2 separate regions of the Homo sapiens genome follow, and region 2 is linked to region 1. A link is a loop called in an ENCODE intact Hi-C map of the cell type or tissue named here. Cell type or tissue: heart left ventricle. All regions are shown on one strand. Links, peaks and the distances in the headings refer to the core of each region. The heading gives the core; the rest is flanking DNA.

Region 1 (8,330 bases), core at 62-8,061:
GAAACTGTGGTTATATTTTTAAAGGAGTCCTTATTGTTTCAAGGAGGGGTTAGTAAAGTACCACCCACGGACCAAATGGAAATGGCCACCTGATTTTGCGTGGCTCATGAGCTTAAAATGATTTTTTAGGTTGTTTAAATAGTTTTTTAAAACCAAAAGAATAATATTTATTGACATATGAAAATTTCCTGTGTGAAATTTAAATTTAAGTGTCTATAAATAAAGTTTTATTGGCACATGTCCATGCCCATTCATTGGCCTATTGTCCATGGCAGCTTCCTGCTACCATAGCAGAGTTGAGTACTTGGGACAGGGACCACACGGCCTCCAAAGCTCAAAATATGTATTCCATGTTCCCTTACTGAAAAAGCTTGCCAGCCCTTCTTTTATTTTATGTATTTATTTAATTGTTTTTTTTTTTTTAAGACAGAGTCTCTCTCTGTTACCCACGCTGGGGTTACCATGCCTCAGCCTCCCAAGTAGCTGGGACTACAGGCGCCCGCCACTACGCCCGGCTAATTTTTTGTATTTTTAGTAGAGACAGGGTTTCGCCGTGTTAGCCAGGATGGTCTCGATCTCCTGATCTTGTGATCTGCCCGCCTCGGCCTCCCAAAGTGCTGGGATTACAGGCGTGAGCCACCGCGCCCAGCCGCCATCCCAGCATTCTTTAATACAGATTTCCCTCGTATTGTCTAACTTGTTATGCAAATGGATTATTTTTCCCCCAAGGGGACCTCCACAACCAGCTTTGAAAACAATTATGCTTACTTTACTGCCCAGGACAAAAACAGTAAAACTTTTGAAGTTCCCAGACACCAAAAGCCCTGCATTCTAACAGGTTTTGAGCAAACCTGATCCCAAAGCACTTTGTAGGTGTGTTGGCCCACCATCACCATCCTGTAACTGGAATGCTCAACTCCAATTAGAAGTCTTCCTGGTTTGGGTCATTTGGGGCTTTGGGGAACCTTTGACCCTTTTTTCTCCCTTCCCTTTGGGCAGCTGCCCTGGGACATTGGCCCCATTCACAATTCTCCAGTTTCCCAGACAATGTGGCTTCTTGTGCTCTTTGCTCGGGCCCCTCTATTAACCCTACAGAGAGGTTTCAGGTTACTGAAACAGACGCCTTGCTTTCTGCTGTGCATAATGTCCTTTTTCCAGCGAGAAACTGCAGCCCATCAGGATCTGGTTTTCATTAAAGGCACTTTGGGTCACTTTTTTAGCAGATTGGTCAAAAGGACTGAAAGGACTGGGCAGGGCGATGATGATTTGGAGGTCGATAGCTTTCTCTATGGGCCATACCCCTTCCCCACTGAAAGATTCCCCCACTGCAGACTGGAGGAAATCAGTCAGGCAAGGATCCCTGTGGTGAAAACTACTCGAAAACAGCAACAATAACCACAAACCTGAAATGAAGACAATTTCCTGAGAAACTATGAATGTTTGGATGTGCAAGGTGATCAACTTTCCCAGTTGCCCGGGACCAAAAGGTTTCCCAGGACTCAAAACTTTCCATTTTGAAACCAGAAAGTCACAGGCAAACCCGGAGGAGTTGGTCAACCCATGGATCAGAGTCACTTCATCTTCTGTGAAATTTGCAAAGATGCTAGGAGGTTCCCCTCCTGCTGGGACACCCCAGCCCAGACACAAACCATTAATTCACAATTACATGGAGTTTCACTGTCTGCAAGGCTGCTCCATTTAAGCTCTGGGTCATGAACACATAACTCTAGGCATACTGACACTAGCTGGGAGATTTTCCACCAAAAAAAAAAAAAAAAAATGCCATTTCATGACTATTAATCCAAAATAGGTAAATGTGTCTGGCTTATAGAATACCAGCCTGATTACAAATGCTTGGTGTTGGAATGGCCCAGCTCACAGTGGTTGTAGAAGTCCAGTAGGCCCAGGCTTTGTGGCTCACTCCTGTAACCCCAGCACTTTGGGAGGCCAAGGTGGGAGGATCACTTGAGTCCAGAAGTTCAAAACCAGCCTGGGCAACATAGGGAGACTCCATTTCTACAAATAATTTAAAAATTAGCTGGGTGCATGCTTGTAGCCCTAGCTACTCAGGAGGTTGAGGCAGGAGAATTGCCTGAGCCTGGGAGGTCGAGGCCACAGTGAGCCGCGATCACATGTCACTACATTCCAGCCTGGGTGACAGAGCAAAACCCTGGCTGGAAAAAAAAAAAATTCAAGCAGTCAAGGGGATGGGAGCTTGGTGGACTAGAGATGCCCAGACTTGAGTTCCTGTCCCAGCCCTGCCACTAATAGTGAGATTTTAGGCACAGCTATTCCCCTTCTTCTCTCCTAAGTCTCCGGAGAACAAATGGCTTTGGATTCAATGAGGAAAAGAAGGAAAGAAAGGAAGAAACTGGTCTCACTGAGCATCCTCTATGAGCCGGGCATCACACCAAACCCTCCTCCCTGCCATTTACTCTTTCCACCAGCCTTGAAGGGTTACCGTACTCAGTTTCACAGATGAGTTCAGTGCACATGAACGATCACACAGCAAGCGAATGGCAGGGAGGGGGTTATGATGCAGGGCTGTGGGGCTCCCTAGTAACCTTAATCCCAGCAGTCATTTAATGAGACAGAACTAAGTACACGCCTCTCTAACATACATTGTCTCGCTTAATTCTTGTAGAATCTTTGAGGCAAGCATTACCATTATCTCTACTTCACAGATGAGCAAATGGGTTCTGAGAGGTCAAGTGACCTGCCCAAGGTCACACAGCTATGCATGCACAGCCAGGTGGCAAACCCAGAGCTAAATGATTCCAACGCTCACTGGCTTTGCTCTCCAGTGTCAGCTCAGCAGCCCTGAACCTAAAACTCCAGGTGGCAGGTGCCACCCCAGGGATAAGACCCCAGCTTTAACCTGAACCAAACCTTAACCAGCTGTGTGCTATTGGGCAAATTCCTTAACCTCTATAGGCTTGCATTTCCTCCTCTGCATAGTAGGCATGGCACTCATACCTCCCTGGCAAAAAACTATCAACTTTATTTGTTTATTTATTTATTTATTTATTTATTTATTTATTTATTCATTCATGAGACAGAGTCTCCCTGTGTCGCCCAGAATGGAGGGCAGTGGCCTGATCTCGGCTCACTGCAACCTCCACCTGCCGGATTGATGCGATTCTCCTGCCTCAGCCTCCGGAGTAGCTGAGATTACAGGCGCCCGCCACCACACCTGGCTAATATTTGTATTTTTAGTAGAGATGGAATTTCACCACTTTGGCCAGGCTGGTCTCGAACTCCTGGCCTCAAGTGATTCTCCTGCCTCAGCCTCCCAAAGTGCTGGGATTACAGGTGTGAGCCCCGGCCTTTACCTGCATTTTTCCATTTCTTCCACACAACTGTTATGAGGTAGGCATTACTTTATACATAAAATACATAAAGAACTAAGCCCAGCACTGGCACATATAAGAATGCAATGAATCGTAGCTATTATTACTAATGCTATTGTTTTTACTGCTGCTATATTATTATAACAAATAATCATTGTGATAGTTATTGCAACAGTTGTCATCGCTGTTATTATATTACTAAGTAGTTTTGGATCCCTTTTCTCGAAGTTTCATCGTCCCCCCCCTCCAAGTGCCCTCCAATCCCAGGAGCCCTTAAAGCCGCTGCACCCACACTTTGCCCACCCTCTTTCTCTCGGTCTGTCCCCCACGCCATCCATCACCTGCACCCCTTCCCTAGGGAGGCCCAGCGGTGGGCGCCCACCCGCTCCCCCAGCGCTTTGCCCCGTGAGTCCTCCGCCCAGGCCCCCGCGCGCGCCTCACCTGCGGAGCCCGGCTTGGCCGCACTGAGTCCCACGGGCGGGCGGGTGGCGCAGGGCGGGGCCGCGGGGCTCATGCGGGGAGCGGGCAGGCAGGAGAGCGGCGGGGCGGCGCCAGCCGGCAGCTCTGCGACCTCCTCCCTGCAGCGGCCCAGGTGGGAACTCAGCCAGGGCAGCGGCGGGGGTCACAGTCCCCGCCTGGGACTTCCTATCTGTCGAAGCTTGCAAGACGCACAAATGCCTGCTCCCCAGCCACTCTTCGGGGCGGCAGCTAGGAAGCGAGGATGGGGAGCACTAGAGAGCTATCCACCAATCGCTACATGGGACCTTTATTTAGATCTGAATTCAAACCGTTAAAAGAAGTTATAGGACGGGCACGGTGGCTCACGCCTGTAATCCCAGCACTTTTGGGAAGCCAAGGCGGGCGGATCACTTGAGGCCAGGAGTTCGAGACTAGCCTCGCCAACAGGGCGAAACCCCGGCTCTACTAAAAATACAAAGATTAGCCAGGCGCGGTGGCGGGCGCCTGTAATCCCAACTACTTGGGAGGCTGAGGCAGGAGAATCGCTTGAACCCGGGAGGGGGAGGTTGCAGTGAGCCGAGATCGTGCCATTGCACTCCAGCCTGGGCGACAGAGCAAGACTCCGTCTCAAAAAAAAAAAAAAAAAAAAAAAAATTATAAGAAAATTGGAGCAATGTGGTCGCTGGATATTTAATGGCTGGGTTTCTTTCATTTCTTTTTTCTTTTTTTTTGAGACAGTCTCGCTCTGTCGCCCAGGCTGGAGTGCAATGGCGCGATCTCGGCTCACTGGAACCTCCGCCCCCAGGTTCAAGCGATTCTCCCGCTTCAGCCTCCCAAGTAAAGAGGATTACAAGCGCCCATCACTACGCCCCGCTTATTTTTTTGTATTTTTAGCAGAGGCCGGGTTTCTCCATGTTGGCTAGGCTGGTCTCAAACTCCTGACCTCAGGTGATCCGCCGGCCTCGGCCTCCCAAAGTGCTGGGATTACAGGCGTGAGCCATCGCACCCTGCCGGGTTTCTTAATGAATAATTGTAATGTGGCTATCTTTTCAGAGTGGTTATCTTTTACAGTTATATATTTACAAAACTGAAATGAGACATCTGGGATTTGCTTGGCAATAGTGGAACCAAGGAGTAGTGGGAGTAGGGATGAAACAAGGTGGGCCATGTGTTGATAATTGCTGAGGCTGGTTGGGGAGGATTCATTATTACCTTTCTTTTTTATGTACTTGGAATTTTCCATAATAAAAATAATAGTATGACCTATAATAGATGTATACATACACAGAGTGGTAGAAAAAAATTCATCCTAAATGTCCACCAATAATGAAATGCTTAAATAAATGGATACATAAACGCTGTGGATTACACAGTCATTAAAATTGTTCTTAACAAAGACCACATAATTAGCACAAGGAAATAATTTTATATCCAAAACAAAAAAGCCAATGGTAAGAAATAGATGTATTTGAACTTTTATTGAACCTAGAAGCTAGGGGCTGGGTGTGGAGCCTCACACCTGTAATCCCAGCACTTTGGGAGGCCAAGGCAGGCTGATCACTTGAGGTCAAGAGTTTGAGACCAGCCTGGCCAACATGGTGAAACCTCGTCTCTACTAAAATTACAAAAATTAGCCAGGCATGGTCGTGGGCACCTGTAATCCCTGTTACTTGGGAGGCTGAGGCAGGAGAATTGCATGAGCTGGGGAGGTGGCAGTTGCAGTGATCTGAGATGGCACCACTGCCCTCCCACCTGGACAACAGAGCAAGACTCCATCTCAAAAACAAAGCAAAACAAAACAAAAAACTAGAAGGCAAGGCTGGGTGGGGTGGCTCAGACCTCTAATTCCAACACTTTGGGAGGCTGAGGTGGGTGGATCACTTGAGGTCAAGAGTTTGAGACCAGCCTGGCCAACAGGGCAAAACCCCATCTCTACTAAAAATACAAAAATGAGCTTGCATGGTGGCGCACGTCCTGTAATCCCAGCTACTCAGGAGGCTAAGGTAGGAGAATCCCTTGAACCCGAGAGGCAGAGGCTGCAGTGAGCTGAGATCATGCCACTGCACTCCAGCCTGGGCAAGAGAATGAGACTCTGCCTCAAAAAAAAAAATTAAAAAAAATCTGGTAGGCAATGCATTAAAATATTAGCTTTGCATGATAGGATTATGCATAACTGTTTTGCATCTTTCCTAATGAAAATAGTTGTGGACTCAAGAAGTTTCCTTGCAATCCTTCACATTTAACGAAACACATCTAATACCCGTAATATTTCAAAGTAATCATTGAAATGCCCAACGCTAACATTAGTTTGTCAGTGGCACAATTAAAACATTATCTTCAGAAATGACCAATTGCAGCATTCTGCTGCCCATCTGATAGTAATTTATATAATGCTAATGTCCAGCATCCTCAAAAACATCCTTTTATCCCCAGGGTCTTTGTTTAATCCTTTAAATAAAAAGCTTAACCTCAGCCGGGCACAGTGGCTCATGCTTGCAATCCCAGCACTTTGGGAGGCTGAGACGGGCAGATCACAAGGTTAGGAGATCGAGACCATCTGGCTAATACAGTGAAACCCCGTCTCTACTAAAAATACAAAAAATTAGCCAGGCGTGGTGACGGGCGCCTGTAGTCCCAGCTACTCAGAAGGCTGAGGCAGGAGAATGGTATGAACCCGGGAGGCAGAGCTTGCAGTGAGCCAAGATCATGCCACCACTCCAGCCTGGGTGACACAGTGAGACTCTTTCTCAAAAAAAAAAAAAAAAAAAAAAAAGCTTAACCTCAAGCTTTAAATGACAGGAAATGGCTTCCATCCTTTGTCAATTTTTGATTTAGAATATAGGTGTCTAGGAGTCTCACATGACTCATCTCAGAACAATAAAAGGACCTTTTCATTTTTACATATTTTAATGTTTAAACATTTATAAATGTGTGTATATATACATGCACAGAAAAAAAAAAGTCTGGAAGGCATAAACCAAACTGTCAGTAGTGGTTCTCTCAAGTTTATGGGGTAAGTAAAGTTAATTTTCATTTTATACTTTTTCTGCGATGAACGTTGATATGGTTTGGCTTTGTGTCCCCACCCAAATCTTGTGTGGAATTGTAATCCCAGTGTTGGGGGAGGGGTCTGGTGGGAGGTGATTGGATCATGGGGCTGACTTCCCCCTCAATACTGCTTTCGTGATAGTGAGTGAGTGCTCAGTTGTTTAAAAGTGTGTGGTACCTTCTCCTTGGTTCTCTCTTAGTTCTCCTTCCACCATGTAAGACATGCAGGCTTCCCCTTCACTTTCCACCATGATTGTAAGTTTCCTGAGGCCTCCCTAGAAGCAGAAGCCTATACAGCCTGCAGAACCATGAGCCAATTAAACCTCTTTTCTTTATAAATTACCCAGTCTTAAGTGTGTTTTTATAGCAGTGTGAGAAAGGACTAATACAAACGTGTTACTTATAATGGAAAAACCAGTAGGGCTTTACGATCAGTCATGGCCACCCTATAAATAATAAAAACAAGATGGAGGCTGGGCGAGGTGGCTCACACCTATAATCCCAGCACTTTGGGAGGCTGAGGCGGGTGGATGACCTGAGGTCAAGAGTCTGAGACCAGCCTGACCAACATGGCAAAACCCCATCTCTACTAAAAATAGAAAAATTAGCAGGGCATAGTGGCACATGCCTATAATCCCAGCTACTTGAGAGGTTGAGGCAGGAGAATCACTTGAACCTGGGAGGTGGAGGTTGCAGTGAGCCAAGATTGCACCACTGCACTCCAGCCTGGGCGACAGAGGAAGGCTCCAACTCAAAAAAAAAAAAAAAAAAAAAAAGAATTGCCAATGTATTCACTTGAACTCTAGCATTTGGAAAAGTGTTGAGAGTTCACAGTCGTTTAAAACCAGCGTTCTGTGTTGAATCCTAAACAGGATATAAGAAAATAGCATTTGGGCACTCTATCTGTTCTTATTTTCCAGAACTTAAGAAGTACAGGTATATAAGACATCCCAATTTACATGGGCATTTACTTGAGAGAAAAAATACTTACTTTTCATTTTACATGTATTGAAAGTAATTTTAAAGTGACTTTCTAACAAAAGCATATTATTTAATTCATGTGAATACAGCATACTGACCCAAATCCAGAGGGAATTCTTAAGTTCGGTTATGTAATAATATTCTCCCTGTTCTCCAAAAGTATACAATTTCACAGTGAAAAAGAAGTATTTTGTTATCACTGAATACTGAGTCCAATTCAGTGATACTGATATAGATAGCAAGCTACAAAGCACAATTTACTAGTAAATGAAGCCAAATGCCATACAAGTTGTATTATAAAAACAAATGATGCACTAGTCATTAGGGAAATGCAAATCAAAACCACAAGCTACCACCTTACACCGATTAGGATGGCTACTACTAAAAAAACAAAACAGGCTGGACATGGTGGCTCACACCTGTAATCCCAGCACTTTGGGAGGCCAAGGCAGGCAGATCACCTGAGGTCAGGAGTTCGAGACCAGCCTGGCC
Region 2 (8,330 bases), core at 119-8,118, 48 kb before region 1:
TCCCTGACAAGTAAAAAAGGGGCCAGGCATGGTGGCTCACACCTGTAATCCCAGCACTGTAGGAGGCCGGGGCAGGTAGATCACTTGAGCCCAGGAGTTTGAGACCAGCCTGGGCAACATGGCAAGACCCCATCTCTAGAAAAACAAAAATTAGTGAGCAGCACAGGCCTGTAGTCCCAGCTACTTGGGAGGCTGAGGTGGGAGGATCCCTTGAGCCCCAGAGGTGGAGGCTGCAGTGAACCAAGATCACGCCACTGCATGCTGGCTGGGGTAATAGAGCAAGACCCTATCTAAACAAACAAACAAAAAAACAGAATACGGACATGGCTGTGGACCATGAAAAGGGCTTTCAGATGCACCCTAGGACTTTGGGTTTATTTTTAGATTTGAAAAACAAATTTTAGGCCAGGCACAGTGGCTCACACCTATAATCCCAGCACTTTGGGAGGCCGAAGCAGAAGGATTATTTGAGGCCAGGAGTTGGAGACCAGCCTGGGCAACATAGCAATACTCCATCTCTACAAAAAATTAATAAATTAGCCAGACATGGTGGCTTGAGGCCAGGAGTTTGAGACTAGCCTGCGCAACATAGCAAGACCATGTCTCTACAAAAAGTTAAAAAAATTAGCCAGGCATGGTGATGTATGCCTGTGGTCCCAGCTACTCAGGAGGTTGAGGCAGGAGGATTGCTTGAGCCCAGGAGACTGTGGTGAGCTATGATCATACCACTGTACTCCAGCCTGGGCAACACAGAAAGACTGTCTCAAAAAAAAAAAACAAACTTGAACCTGAAGTGTTATAAGATCAGGAAACCTGATTTAAGAAAAGTCTTCCAGATTAGACTGTCTGGCAGAACAAAGGGGTCTGGGAAGAATGACAGCATGACTGAAGGGCTCCGTCTGGAAAGGAAGGAAGGTGTGCCACCAGGAGAAGGCAGAGCCACCCCAGACACCAACAGCTGAGACAATCCCAGCCCTGGGTTCATGGCCCAAAGTCACAGCCCACTCACCAACCCCAAAAACATACCCCCTGTGACATGTGGCTGAGCACCAGACATCTTCCTCTCACCTTGCTGAGGATACCTTGCTGCTGGGCAGGTGACAAGTCGGATACATACTGGGAGACGGCACTTCTCAGGACCTGCGAGATGTCCTTGCGTTTCATGCTGCAGAAGGCCTGGGTGCTGACCCCAGCCAGCAGTGCGCCCATCTGGCTGACATTGTAGAAAGACAGCACCTGGAAGAGGAGCGGCTGCGCAGTCAGGCTCTGCTCCCGCCTTTCACCTCTCCAACGTGCACTCAGCCCATCTATGTGCCAAGTATAGGGATGGGTGACACCTTAGGGGCACAGCAGTGAGCCAGACAGATGCTGCCTCCACAGGCCTTCCTTCCTTCTATCAAGAAAGAGAGTTGGCCAGGCATGGTGGCTCACGCCTGTAATCCCAGCACTTTGAGAGGCCAGGCGGGTGGATCACCTGAGGTCAAGAGTTCGAGACCACCTGGCCAACATGGTGCAACCCCATCTCTACTAAAAATACAAAAATTAGCCAGGCATGGTAGCAGGTTCCTGTAATCCCAGCTACTTGGGAGGCTGAGGCAGGAGAATTGCTTGAACCCAGGAGGCAGAGGTTGCAGTGAGCTGAGATTGTACCATTGCACTCCAGACTGGGCAACAAGAGCAAAACTCTGTCAGAAAGAAAAGAAAGAAAGAAAGAAAGAAAGAGAGAGAGAGAGAGGGAGAGGAAAGAAAGAAAGAAAGAAGAGAGAGAGAGAGAAAGAAAGAAAGAGAGAAAGAAAGGAAAGAAAGAAAGAGAAAGAAAGAGAAAGAAAGAGAGAAAGAGAGAAAGAGAGAGAAAGAAAGAGAGAAGGAAAGAAAGAAAGAAAGAAAGGAAGGAAGGAAGGAAGGAAGGAAGGAAGGAAGAAAGGAAAAGAAAGAAAGGAAGGAGGAAAGAAAGAAAGAAAGAAAGAAAAAAGAAAGAAAGGAAAGAAAGAAAGAGAGAGAGAGAAAGAAAGAGAAAGAAAGAAAGAAATTATACTTGGGTTTTTTTTCCTTCCTTTAGAGTGAAGATGCTAGATAGTTTTCCATATAATCAAGGACATGCTTTGGTTCTATGAAAAGACAGCTGAGTGGGTTCCTTTAGTTATTCTGTGTATAATGGGTGATCTCATGCTGTCTTCAAAGAAGGCAAGACCTTTTGACCTCTTGCCTTCTGAGTAAAAGTGGCCTCACCCCTCAGTAGGAAGAGTTGGGTATTAGGAAAGAGACAAACCACTTTGTCCTGGGCTGGGAGGGAACAAAACCGTCTCCCTCAACTCCCTAAAATCAAATTCAGAGAGGACTGTCAAGGTGGACCCATGGAGCCCCAGTCAAGGTCCAGAAACAAGGATTCAAAGCCTTCAACATAAAGTCACCACGAGGCTAGAAGAGACCAGATGAATGGGCTGGCCTGGTACCTGAGTCAGAAAGTGGGAGTGCGTGGGCATTGGTCATGGTGCCATAATGGAGACAGTGAGCACAGGAGTTAAACAAGATGGCTCTGAGGCCAGGTGCCCTGGGTTCAATCCCAGCTGCGTAACTTTCACGTGGCCTTTTCCAGTTCCCTTACACACTCTGTACCTCACAAGAATGAACTGGAAAATGAAGACTACAGCACTACTGACTTCAGAGGATTGTTGGATTAAGTTATTAATTCACTTAGAACACAACCTGGCACATAGTAAGTGTTCAGTAAATGTTTGTTATTCCACACCCTCCCTCCCTTGGCCCCGCGATGGAGGAAGCAGGCTAGGACCAGCCCTCGGAGCTGCAGCTGCCCTTCATCCCTCCCTCGCCCTCTCTACCGACATCCTGCTCCAGTTCCCACTTGGATTTACTTTGGGGAATGTGGTTGGAATATATCTGGCTCAGAACCATGACATACCAAACCCAGCTTTAAAAACTTGAAGAAATTTAAAAAGACTTGGATGCCAAGAAGAAATTCCCTACTCCTTCTCTTTGGGAGGCCAAGGCGAGTAGATTGCTTGAGCCCAGGAGTTTGAGATCTGCCTGGGCAACATTGCAAAATCCCATCTCTACAAAAAAATACAAAAATCAGCCCGGCGTAGTGGCATGTGCCTGTGGTCCCAGCTACTCAGGAGGCTGAGGTGGGAGGATCACCTGAGCCTGGGGGGTCAAGGCTGAAGTGAGCCAAGATCAGATCACTTCACTCCAGCCTGGGCAACATAGTGAGAACCTGTCTCAAAAAACAAAAAAAGAAGAAGAAACCCCCCAGTTCCTGAGGCCGACTCCAGCACTGCCTTCTGGATGCATGGATTCTACTCTATAACTCTTAAACCCCTTTACCGCCTGAATCAAAAGCTTTTGTTTTCATTTTACCACCTGAATCAAAAGCTTTTGTTTTCATTTCCAACCTCAGTGATGCGATCTCGGCTCACTGCAAGCACCGCCTCCCAGGTTCACGCCATTCTCCTGCCTCAGCCTCCCGAGTAGCTGGGACTACAGGCACCCGCCACCATGCCCAGCTAATTTTTTTTTTTTTATTTTTAGTAGAGACATGGTTTCACCGTGTTAGCCAGGATGGTCTTGATCTCCTGACCTCGTGATCTGCCTGTCTCGGCCTCCCAAAGTGCTGGGATTACAGGCGTGAGCCATCGTGCCTGGCCTAGTGATTTTCTTCCTTGTGAGACACTGTGGTATTTTGCTTTAGAACAAGCAAAATGGGGCCCCTTACATTTTCAACATCTTCACCTCTTCCCATATCCTCCTTCAAGCTGCATGGGAGGTACTAACACTAGAATTACGGTGCTAGGTTAGTAAACATGACCTTTAAGGAGTAGTCTCTCCTTTATTCTTTGGGATTCCTACTACTTTTTTCTTTTTTTTTTTTAAGACAGAGTCTTGCTCTGTAGCTCAGCCCAGTCTGGAGTACAGTGGCATGATCTCGGCTCACTGCAACCTCCTCTGCCTCCTGGGTTCAAGTAATTCTTCTGCTTCGGCCTTCCAAGTAGCTGAAATTACGGGTGTGCACCATCATGGCCAGCTAATTTTTCTATTTTTAGTAGAGACAGGGTTTCACCATGTTGTCCAGCTGGTCTCAAACCCCTAGCCTCAAGTGATCCATTCATCTTGGCCTCCCAAAGTGCTGGGATTACAGGCATAAGCCACCATGCCCAGCCTACTACCTTTTGTCAAAATAAAAATTGATGAGTTTTGTATAGTTGGTCAGACACAGTTAAAACTAAATTCACAGTTTAGCAATTATAATGGGTGCTTGTTAAACATCTGGTAGTAAATTATGTTGTTTCAAAGTAATTAAAATTAATATCCAGAAGCCAAAAATAAACAAATGTTTGTTATTATTATTTGATTGGAATGGGTCCTAATCCAATCCTTGTGAGCCAGTTTGCATCCTGGGAAGTGGCCAGGAGTGTGGACTAAACGAGAAGGACACCAAAAGCCAGGCACGGTGGCTAATGCCTGTAATCCCAGCACTTTGGGAGGCTGAGGCAGGCGGATTACAAGGTCTGGAGTTCGAGACCAGCCTGGCCAACATGGCGAAACCTCGTCTCTACTAAAAACACAAAAATTCGCTGGGTGTGGTGGTGGGTGCCTATAATCCCAGCTACTCGGAAGGCTGAGGCAGGAGAATTGCTTGAACCCGGAGGCGGAGGTTGCAATGAGCTGAGGTTGTGCCATTGCATTCCAGCATGGGCGACAAGGGCAAGACTCCGTATCAAAAAAAAAATTAGATGACACCAAAATGCTTAGAACTCAAGTCTCCCAGATTTGGAGCCCTCTGGACTGGACCCAACCCAGGGACATTAATTGTCCCCAAAAGAATGTCCATTTTCCACCCCAGGAGCAGCAAGAACACAGATTAAGACTCCTGTCCCCACCAAAGAGGACTGTCTGCCTGACAGTTCCCTCTCTGCAGCCCAAGATTGGAATAAAATAGCATCATCCCTAATCCCAAAGTAATGGCAAAAACCGCAATTACTTTTTGCATCAACCTAATAGCAGCTTAACAGCAGGCAGGAAAATCCTGGGATGAGTCCCACACGTTGATCCCACTCAGGGATGGCTAATGCCCCTTGAGCTCCTACTCTGTGGTGTCACCTGGTGGTCTAGCTTCTTCATGTGTACCAACTCACATAATATTCGCAGCAATGCTACAGGATAAGTGCTACTGATTTGTTGTTGTTGTTGTTTAATTTTTTTTGAAATGGAGTCTTGCTCTGTCGCCCAGGCTGGAGTGTGGTGGCACAATCTCTGCTCACTGCAACCTCTGCCTCCCAGGTTCAAGCCATCCTCCTGCCTCAGCCTCCCAAGTAGCTGGAAGTACAGGCATGCACCACCACGCCCAGCTAATTTTTGTATTTTTAGTAGAGACGGGATTTCACCATGTTGATCAGGCTGGTCCCAAACTCCTGGCGTCAGGTGATCCTCCCACCTCAGCCTTCCAAAGTGCTGGGATTGCAGGTGTGAGCCACCTTGCCCGGCAGTAAGTGCTATTGTTGTCCACATATTACAAATAGAGAAACTGAGTCAAAGTGAAAATAGCAAATTGCCTAGTGTCACACAGCTAGTAAATGGCAGAGCAAGGATTTGAACCCAGGCAGTCCTCCTCAGCATCATCTTCTTACTGATTGGTTGCCCCCTGCTGTGTGTGTATAACTGATTGTTATGGATTAAATATTTGTGTCTCCCAAGAATTCATATGTCAAAGTCCTAACCCCTAATGTGATGGCATTGGGAGGTGAGACCTTTAAGAGGCCTTTAAGGGTTAGATGAGGTCATGAGATAATGAGGGTCAGGTGGGGCCCTGATCCAATGGGATTAGTTTCCTTGTAAGACGCAACACCAGAGAGCTTGCTCTCATGTGGTCAGGTGAGCACACAGCAAGATGGCGGCCACCTACAGGCCAAGAGAAGAGGCCTCAGAATGAAACCTACCTTTCTGACACCTCGATGTTGGACTTCCCAGTCTCCAGAACTGTGAGAAATAAATTTATGTTGTTTACGTCACTCAATCTACAGTATATTTTTATGGCAGCCTGGCAGGTCTAATACACTTAGGTCATCTTAGGGGAATAAAAAAGAGTTTAAAACTCCAGCTGACCTTCTCATGGGCCAAGTATTTGGCAGACAAGATGATGACCTGGCTCTTGGCCCAACCTGAGACCTGGTTGAGGGTGGAGATGGCTCCGTGCACAGCCTCGGGGGAGAGGGATTCCAGTTGGCTGTAGGTCAAACCTACAACTGCATCCGACAAAGAACCCAGGGTCTCATTGAGGGTCTGGTTCTCCATGGCAATGTCCAGGAGTTCTGCTTTGAGCTGGAAGGAGAGCAAACTGGAATGAGTGTTGACAGGAAGCAGGGCGGTGGCTCCCTCTGACCATATCCAGGGCTATTAGGACTCCACAGCACCTCCCTTGACCCTGTTCCATCAAAGCTTTTGGGCTCAGAAACGATGAAGGAAAGGGACTCCTGCCATGCCCAGACAGTGAGACACCACACGGAGGACACCTCTTCTGGCCTTAGCTTTCATGTGCCAAAAATTCCCTTTGTACTTCATTTAAATATTAATTTGTTATTAAATCAACCTTAATCCATGTCAGAAAGAAATGTTCCTTTTATAACTACACCACACTCTTATAGCATCTGTTGTCCTCTGGTGACCTTGAACTCTATATCCATATATACAGGCTGTTTTCCTTTCATTAAATAGCCAGGGGCCTTTTCACGATAATTTATAATCTGTGTAAAAATAACTTTTTTTTTTTTCTTAAGACAGAGTTTTGCTCTTGTCACCCAGGCTGGAGTATAATGGTGTGGTCTTGGCTCACTGCAACACTGCAACCTCCACCTTCCGGGTTCAAGCGATTCTCCTGCCTCAGTCTTCTGAGTAGCTGGGATTACAGGCACCCACCACCACACTAATGTTTGTATTTTTAGTAGAGACAGGGTTTCACCATGTTGGCCAGGCTGGTCTCAAACTCCTGACCTAATGTAATCCACATGCCTCAGCCTCCCAAAGTGCTGGGATTAGAGGCATGAGCCACCACATCCAGCCAAAAATAACTCTTCACAGTACAAGAAAGTAAAAGTCTCCTGAACATCCTACCACATAAAAATAACCATGATTAGCAATTGGGTGTATATGCTTCCAAGATTTCTTATACCTTTATAAATATAGAGACACTACATAGTTTTTACAGAGTTGTAATATGAACAGAAGCACAATTTACTCTTCTTAAAATTATCTCTTGCACCTCTTTGCACATTTCTATGATCATTTTAATAATTATTTTATTGCAATATGCCTGCCTAATGATAGTAAAGTGTGCGTTACAGCTGCTTTCGGTAAGGAATGTGATAAAGTCACCTACTATACAATGAGCTCTGTAACAAAAAACAAGAATGGTTCATATTTTAACACCCGAATTTACGTAATAACGTAGTCATTTCAGGCAGGTGCACAAAACGGGTTTCTGGCAATATTGAAATAGCCACTGGGGGGCAGCAGAGTGAAGTAGAAGAAACAACTGTCAAAGCGCCTGGGTTCTCTAAGTTCGGCAACTGCCTTACCTAGAAATCAGTTTCCACATCTGTAAAACGAAGGGGTGGACTACAGTGGCAGCTCCCAAAGTGTGGAGCACACCCAGCGGCATCTGCAACACCTGGGAACTTGTTAGAAACGCAGATTGCCAGGCTGCTCCCGGACCTCCTGAATCAGAGACTGGGTGGGGCTCCGAAATCCAGGGATCCCCAGACTCCGGGTCACAGATGGGGACCACCGGGACCCTGGCCTGTTAGGAACCAGCCACAGCAGGAGGTGAGCAGCAGGCCAGTGAGCATTACCGCCTGAGCTCTGCCTCCTGCCAGATCAGAAGCGGCATTAGATTCTCCTAAGAGCAAACCCTATTGTGCACTGTGCATGCAAGGGACCTAGTCTGTGCGCTCTTTATGAGAATCTAATGCCTGATGATCTGTCACTGTCTCTCATCACCCCCAGATGGGACCGTCTAGTTGCAGGAAAACAAGCTCAGAGCTCCCACTGATTTCACATTATGGTGAGTTCTATAGTTATTTCATTATATATTACAATGTAATAATAGAAATAAAGTGCACAGACCGGGCGTGGTGGCTCACGCCTGTAGTCCCAGTACTTTAAGAGGCCATGGCAGGCGGATCACGAGGTTAAGAGAATGAGATCATCCTGGCCACATGGTGAAACCCCGTCTCTACTACAAATACAATAAATAGCTGGGCGTGGTGGCGTGCACCTGTAGTCCCAGCTACTCAGGAGGCTGAGGCAGAGAATTGCTTGAA

The links. A loop is a pair of places that touch in the nucleus more often than their neighbours do. Peaks named below come from ENCODE experiments on the same cell type or tissue, not always from the same donor. Only the 100,000 strongest peaks of a DNase experiment are listed, where the experiment ranks them.
Region 2: a loop joins it to region 1, with 3 times the contacts of the local background. A loop is called at or near these places in 79 of 110 quality-filtered maps.

The regions. Positions count from the first base shown.
Region 1 is chr16:21,659,694-21,668,023 of GRCh38, reverse strand. OTOA (otoancorin) reads right to left here and starts at 4,056. Exons shown (of 29, transcript NM_144672.4): 1 at 3,792-4,056. In heart left ventricle, for the core only: no CTCF peak of the experiment used is centred there; a DNase peak (open chromatin) is centred at 3,928; H3K4me3 peaks cover 602 bases; H3K27me3 peaks cover 2,228 bases.
Region 2 is chr16:21,707,891-21,716,220 of GRCh38, reverse strand. It overlaps OTOA (otoancorin), which reads right to left. Exons shown (of 29, transcript NM_144672.4): 13 at 6,118-6,333; 14 at 1,069-1,236. Among named protein-coding and RNA genes, the nearest start is that of OTOA, 48 kb to the right of the region's middle. In heart left ventricle, for the core only: CTCF peaks have their summits at 7,307 and 7,509 (motif pointing right); a DNase peak (open chromatin) is centred at 7,626.